2 separate regions of the Homo sapiens genome follow, and region 1 is linked to region 2. A link is an interaction called in ENCODE POLR2A ChIA-PET data of the cell type or tissue named here. Cell type or tissue: GM12878. All regions are shown on one strand. Each heading gives the region's core, and the rest is flanking DNA. Links, peaks and the distances in the headings are about the cores only. Region 1 has its middle 56 kb from the start of RIMBP2. Region 2 overlaps RIMBP2 (RIMS binding protein 2).

Region 1 (2,804 bases), core at 294-2,793, 200 kb after region 2:
CTCCAAATACTCCCCGCCATGACCTACACACCCGACACATTCTGGCCGCTGCCCTCCTCTCTACCTCGGTCCCACCAATCTCCCCAGCTCGACACACTCTGCACTCGACCCCTCACTCTGTCCCTTAAACTGCCAAGTTGCTCCTGCTCCACGGCCTCTGCCCTCACAGCTCCCACAGCCAGGGGTCTTCTCCCCACTCCTCCACCTTCTTCACATGCCGTCCTCCCTTCAGTTGGCCTCTCCCTGGCCACTGTGGTGAACACCCCTACCTCCACCACCTCCTGGCCACTCTATCCCAATACCGTGCGCCCAATTCTTCACAGTCTTTCTCTTGCTCTCATTTCAGAGCTGTATGGGGTTTCGGCTGGCTGGTTTACTGTCGATCTTCTGCACTAGAACCTAAGTTCCGGTGAGCAAGTTCCCTGTTTGGCTTGCTCAGGGCACCTAGAGCCAGGCCTCGCGCAGAGCAGGTGCTGATGAATATTTGCTGAATGGCTGCACACTGCCTTAGCTGGTAGCAGCCCCTGGGTCTCTGAAAAGGCTCGCGATGTCAGACAGGGCGACACATGCTGCCTCTGCTGCTGACTGTGCTACCTGGGCTCTTTCCTTCAAGTAACATCTATTTCATGCCCAGTACAGCTCTAGGTGCTGAGAAAATGGGACTTGATTACATACAGTGGCTGCAGTGAGGAAAGAAAGGGGTTCGTGCCATGGAAACCAGCAGGCAAGAGAAGGTATGCTCTCAGCCCAGCATCCTCAGCTGACTTGGGCCACCAGCCTCACATCCCCTTTGTTTCATTGACTATCTAAGTCCACTTTGCATTGCTCTAAAGGAATACCTGAGGCTGGGCAATATATAGAGAAAAGAGGTTTATTTGGCTCATGATTCTGCAGGCTGAACAAGAAGCATGTGCCAACAACTGGTGAGGCCTTGGGCTCCTTCCACTCATGGAGAAAGGGGAAGGGGAGCAGGTGTAGCACATGGAGTGGGACGGGGGAGTGGGGAAGGGTAGGACATTGCCGGGCTTTTTTTTTTTTTTTTTTTTTGAGACGGAGTCTCGCTCTGTTGCCCAGGCTGGAGTGCAGTGGTGCGATCTCAGCTCACTGCAAGCTCCGCCCCCTGGGTTCACGCTATTCTCCTGCCTCAGCCTCCCGAGTAGGTGGGAATATAGGCACCCATCACCACGCCCATTGCCGGGCTTTTTAACAATCAGACCTTGCAGGGACCCATAGAGCGAGAACTCACTCATTACCACAAGACAGTGAGGGGGAGATATCCAAACCACATCACTGATCACTTCCAGAACATGGGCCTCCAAGACACAGGAGGTTCAGGACCCAGCGTGAGAGCAAGGACACACAGCCTTCCAGAGGAGACTCCCAGTGAGGCCACCCCGCACTGGGGGATTTCAAGCCATCTGGGAAAGATCTGGGGAAAGATAAGGTGACTATTCCAGCCACCTCCAGTCATGGAGAGGCAGGCAGGTGTATGCAGAAAGACAGAGGACAAGGTAAAAGTGTTGGGGGGACTCATGTGGAAATTCAACAATTGTGATATTTTTAACAAGTTCCTATTGTCTTAATTTTTTTTTTTTTTTTTTTTGAGACAGGGTCTGGCTATGTTACCCAGGCTGGAGTACAGTAGCATGATCTCAGCTCACTGCAGCCTCCATCTCCTGGACTCAAATGATCCTCCCACTTCAGCCTCTGAATTAGCTACCATGCTCAGCTAATTTTTTTATTTTTTGTAGAGATGAGGTCTCACTATGTTGCCTAGGCTGGTCTTGAACTCCTAGCCTCAAGTGATTCTCCTGCCTTGGCCTCCCAAAGTACTGGGACTGCAGGCACAAGCCCTGCACCTGGCCACCAGTCCCTACTGTAAAAAGGAAAAAATACACACACACAAGCACATATATATTACAGCAAAGAAAGGGGGCTGGATTTTCGGATAACTTATCTGTAGCTCCGAGGACAACCCGGTTCCCCAGGGATTCATTAAGTCCTTCTTACATGGCTGCTGAGTCTTCACCATCAACAAGCCCAGCAACCTCCCCAAAGAAAGGATTCTGCAGCCTGGAGAGGGCCCTCATCCACTGATGATTATGTTTCTTGCTCAGAGGAAACTAAGTCTAGCTCCCTGCTAACGCAGCCTTGGGAAGCCAACACTTCACCGAGAACCCTGAATCGGCCCCTCTCAGAGGCCGGGAAGGCAGTGGGGCTGGCAGGGCTACCGTTCTGAATTCATGTGCACCGACTGCGTCCCCTGAGCTACGCCTGCATTCACCGCACTGATTCAAGACAGCCGCATCCATTCACCAGGCTCTGTGTCATCAACATCACCCTGTGACGTGCCAACATCAGGGATCCCCCACTCTGAGCTCAGGAAGACCGTCCTAGGATATTTTTTTAAAGCACAGTGAGAGAGAAATAAGAAGGCCAGTGGTAGTGACAGACCTAAGAGTGTTCTGTCCCTCTTAGGCCCCACGACGCGCACCGCTGCGTGCTGCCTGGGAGCTCATTCTTAGGTTTTTAGGTCTTTAAAGAGGCTGTGAAGAGGAGGGTATTCCGGATGCTTTGTAAACTGACAGACTTTTTAATTAACATAACACCGTGATATTATCACATCCAACAAAACTAACACCAATCCCTTACTATCTTCTAATACCCAGTCCATAATAAATGTATCTGCTTATCTCAAAAAAAAAAAAAATTCAGTTGGTTTTGTTCAAATCGGAATCTCAACACGGTTTAGACAACCTTTGGTATTTCTCTTAAGTCTCTCTTCTCTTTTATTTTTTTTAACA
Region 2 (2,804 bases), core at 105-2,604:
GTAATCCTAGCACTTTAGGATGCCAAGGCAGGAGGATGACTTGAGCCTAGGAGTTTGAGATGAGCCTGCGCAACATGGTAAAGGCCCGTCTCTATAAAAAACACAAAAAAATTAGCCGGGTATGGTGGCTTGCACCCGAAGGCCCAGCTAGTTGGGAGGCTGAGGTGGGAGGATAGATTGAGCCCAGGAGGCGGAGGTTGCAGTGAGCTGAGATCACACCACTGCACTCCAGCCTGGGCAACAGAGCTAGACTCTGTCTCAAAAAAAGAGACCAAACAAAAACCCTGAAATTTTAAGCTCTTTACGGGAACAAACTTCAGAAAGGAGGAAAACACTGATATGTCAACACCTGAGGAACAGCATAAAACAGGAGCAACAGAAGGTGACAGGTAAGAGGTGAGGACAGACCTTGGCTAGACTGCCTGCGCGACACCTGCTCTGTGTGGCTGTGGACGAGTCGTCTAGACTGCCTGCTCTCTGCACTGTGGAGGAGTCGTCTAGTCTGCCTGCTCCCCACCCTCTGTGGAGCAGTGACTCTAGCAGTTCCCACCACACACAGTCATATAGGACTCTGACCCAATGAGAACAGTGTTAAGCGCAACATCAGTTCCTTCTTATGCACTTTCATGAACATGATGATGACTGGGAATAATCAACAAGGTCACAGAATAAAAATAACTGCAGCAATTAGAGTGGGCAGGTGCTTTTCTTTAAGCAGGTGGATAAAGGAGAAATTAACTCCACAAGTGCTTACTGAAGGCCTGCTACGCATTGGGGGATGTCGCTGGTGCCAGGAACACAAAGATGGGGAAGAAACAGGCAAAGGCCCTGCCCTCATGGAGCTTAGAACTGAATTTATGGCAGGAACTGAGAAAAAAATGTCACGAGAAAAAACGTGCTGCGGTCATTGTTTTGGCACTTGAGGGAAGGGGCTAATCCATGGCGGGAAGAGGGCTGAGTTCCGGAAGGAGGAGGAAAGAGAGATATAGGCTTTACTGGGTCTGCATCATAAAGGGAGAAAGACTGGGGGGTTACTAGAGATGGGGGGGAGAGAAGTAGCTCAGCCAGGGGAGGGGAAGTGGGAGGCCATGACAGAAAACAGCCATGCATGGGTCCCCGCAAGGGGAACCACCCTGGCAGGTCTAGGAACTGCAACTCCCTGACACTAGATGTTTAGTGGTTTTTGACCACGTGTTCGCTGCCACACACAAGACTCAGCTGCCGTGTGTGCTACTGCTACCCATAGTAACATTTTTTTTTTTTTTTTTTTTGGAGACAGAGTCTCACTTTTTTGCCCAGGCTGGAGTGCAATGGCACAATCTCGGCTCACTGCAACCTCCGCCTCCCAGGTTCAAGCGATTCTCCTGCCTTAGCCTCCCGGGTAGCTGGAATTACAGGCGCCCGCCACCATGCCCAGCTAATTTTTATATTTTTAATAGAGACGGGGTTTTACCATGTTGGCCAGGCTGATCTCGAACTCCACAGTAACCTCTTAATGCTCAGACAGTTGGCACCACCTGCATACTCAAGACCCTCCTGTGCCGTCCCACCCCACTTGGGACAAAACGGGAACCTCACTGTGGCCTCCAAGGCTGTTTGTATCTGGCCCCCATGGCCTCTCAGACCTGCCATCTGCTGTGTCCCCTTCACTCACTCTGCTGCCCCACACTGGCCTCCCTGTGGCCCCCTCACACACCCAGGGAGCCCACCTCGGGGCTGTACATGCTGCCCCTTCCCACCTGGACACCCCTAGAGCCCCCTCCACCCTGAGCACCGTCCCTGGCTGCACTCAGATGGTCGGCCTGTCCCGGCGCCCTCGGTCACCTCTACCCCTTCGCTGCTCCTGCACAGCTGCATCCATGCCAGCCTTAGCCATTGGTGTATCTACTGTTTGTCTCCCAGCTAGCAGGTGCTCTGAGAGCAGACTCACTTCAGTTCCCTGCTCCACCCCCAGTGCGTGAAACAGCATGGCCAGGAGTTATGAGGAAGGCCGGGGATGAAGGAAACTTAGCACGGGTGACAGGGACAAAGCGGCCGGAAAACCCACAGACGTGTTAGGAGGAGGGGCCTCCCACTGCACGCACCACGGAGGTCCCAGCTACTTGGACACATCAGCAAAAGATGCCTTTGAAGACCCAGGCGCTCCTGAGTCCCAAATGCACTCACAGTAACCCCAAACATGGAATCACCCCCGCAACCAGCAGTCACAAAAAACCCATTGATTTTCCTTCTTCCCGGCTCGCATGAGCATCAGGTATAGAAGGGACCTTCCTTGGACACTCGGCTCCCTGGGCCTGACGGTGGACTCATCCTTTACAAGGCGGCTGGAGACGACCTGATTCTTCCATCCCTTTCCCCTGTGTGCAGGTTTTACTGGGCTGCGTGAACTTGCTGGATGATTCTAGAAAGCTGACAGGGGCAGGGATGTGACACCGATTTCCACAGCATGATGTGCTGTTATAGAAAGCACTGCTACAAAACAGACACAAGAGATGCAAACAGAAGAAGGCAGCTTATGCTCATTCGAGTTAATTAATCCAGAGGCTGTGCAGGGACTCACAGGGTTTCTCGGTGGAGAAGGGGCACTGCTCTGGGGAACGCTGGCACACAGCCAGCGCGTGTGCAGCAGGACGACCTGTATGCACTGTCACCACGGGACGGGGCCAGAGGGATGCACCCACCAACTCAGGGGACAGGTGGAGCGAGGCAGGAGCCAGGGTAGGAGCAGGGTCAGGAGGGCTGTGGGAGCTGTGAGGAGGGACCCAGATTCCGCCACAGGGCATCCTTCCCCCCGGGGGGACAGA

What was found. Peaks named below come from ENCODE experiments on the same cell type or tissue, not always from the same donor. Only the 100,000 strongest peaks of a DNase experiment are listed, where the experiment ranks them.
Region 1: POLR2A ChIA-PET joins it to region 2 with 5 read pairs; 2 of 35 experiments call an interaction of 5 or more read pairs at or near these places.

Annotation. Positions count from the first base shown.
Region 1 is chr12:130,771,380-130,774,183 of GRCh38, forward strand. No RefSeq gene overlaps it. Among named protein-coding and RNA genes, the nearest start is that of RIMBP2, 56 kb to the left of the region's middle. In GM12878, for the core only: no CTCF peak of the experiment used is centred there; no DNase peak of the experiment used is centred there.
Region 2 is chr12:130,570,166-130,572,969 of GRCh38, forward strand. The region is part of intron 2 of RIMBP2 (RIMS binding protein 2); the gene reads right to left. Among named protein-coding and RNA genes, the nearest start is that of RIMBP2, 140 kb to the right of the region's middle. In GM12878, for the core only: no CTCF peak of the experiment used is centred there; a DNase peak (open chromatin) is centred at 1,142.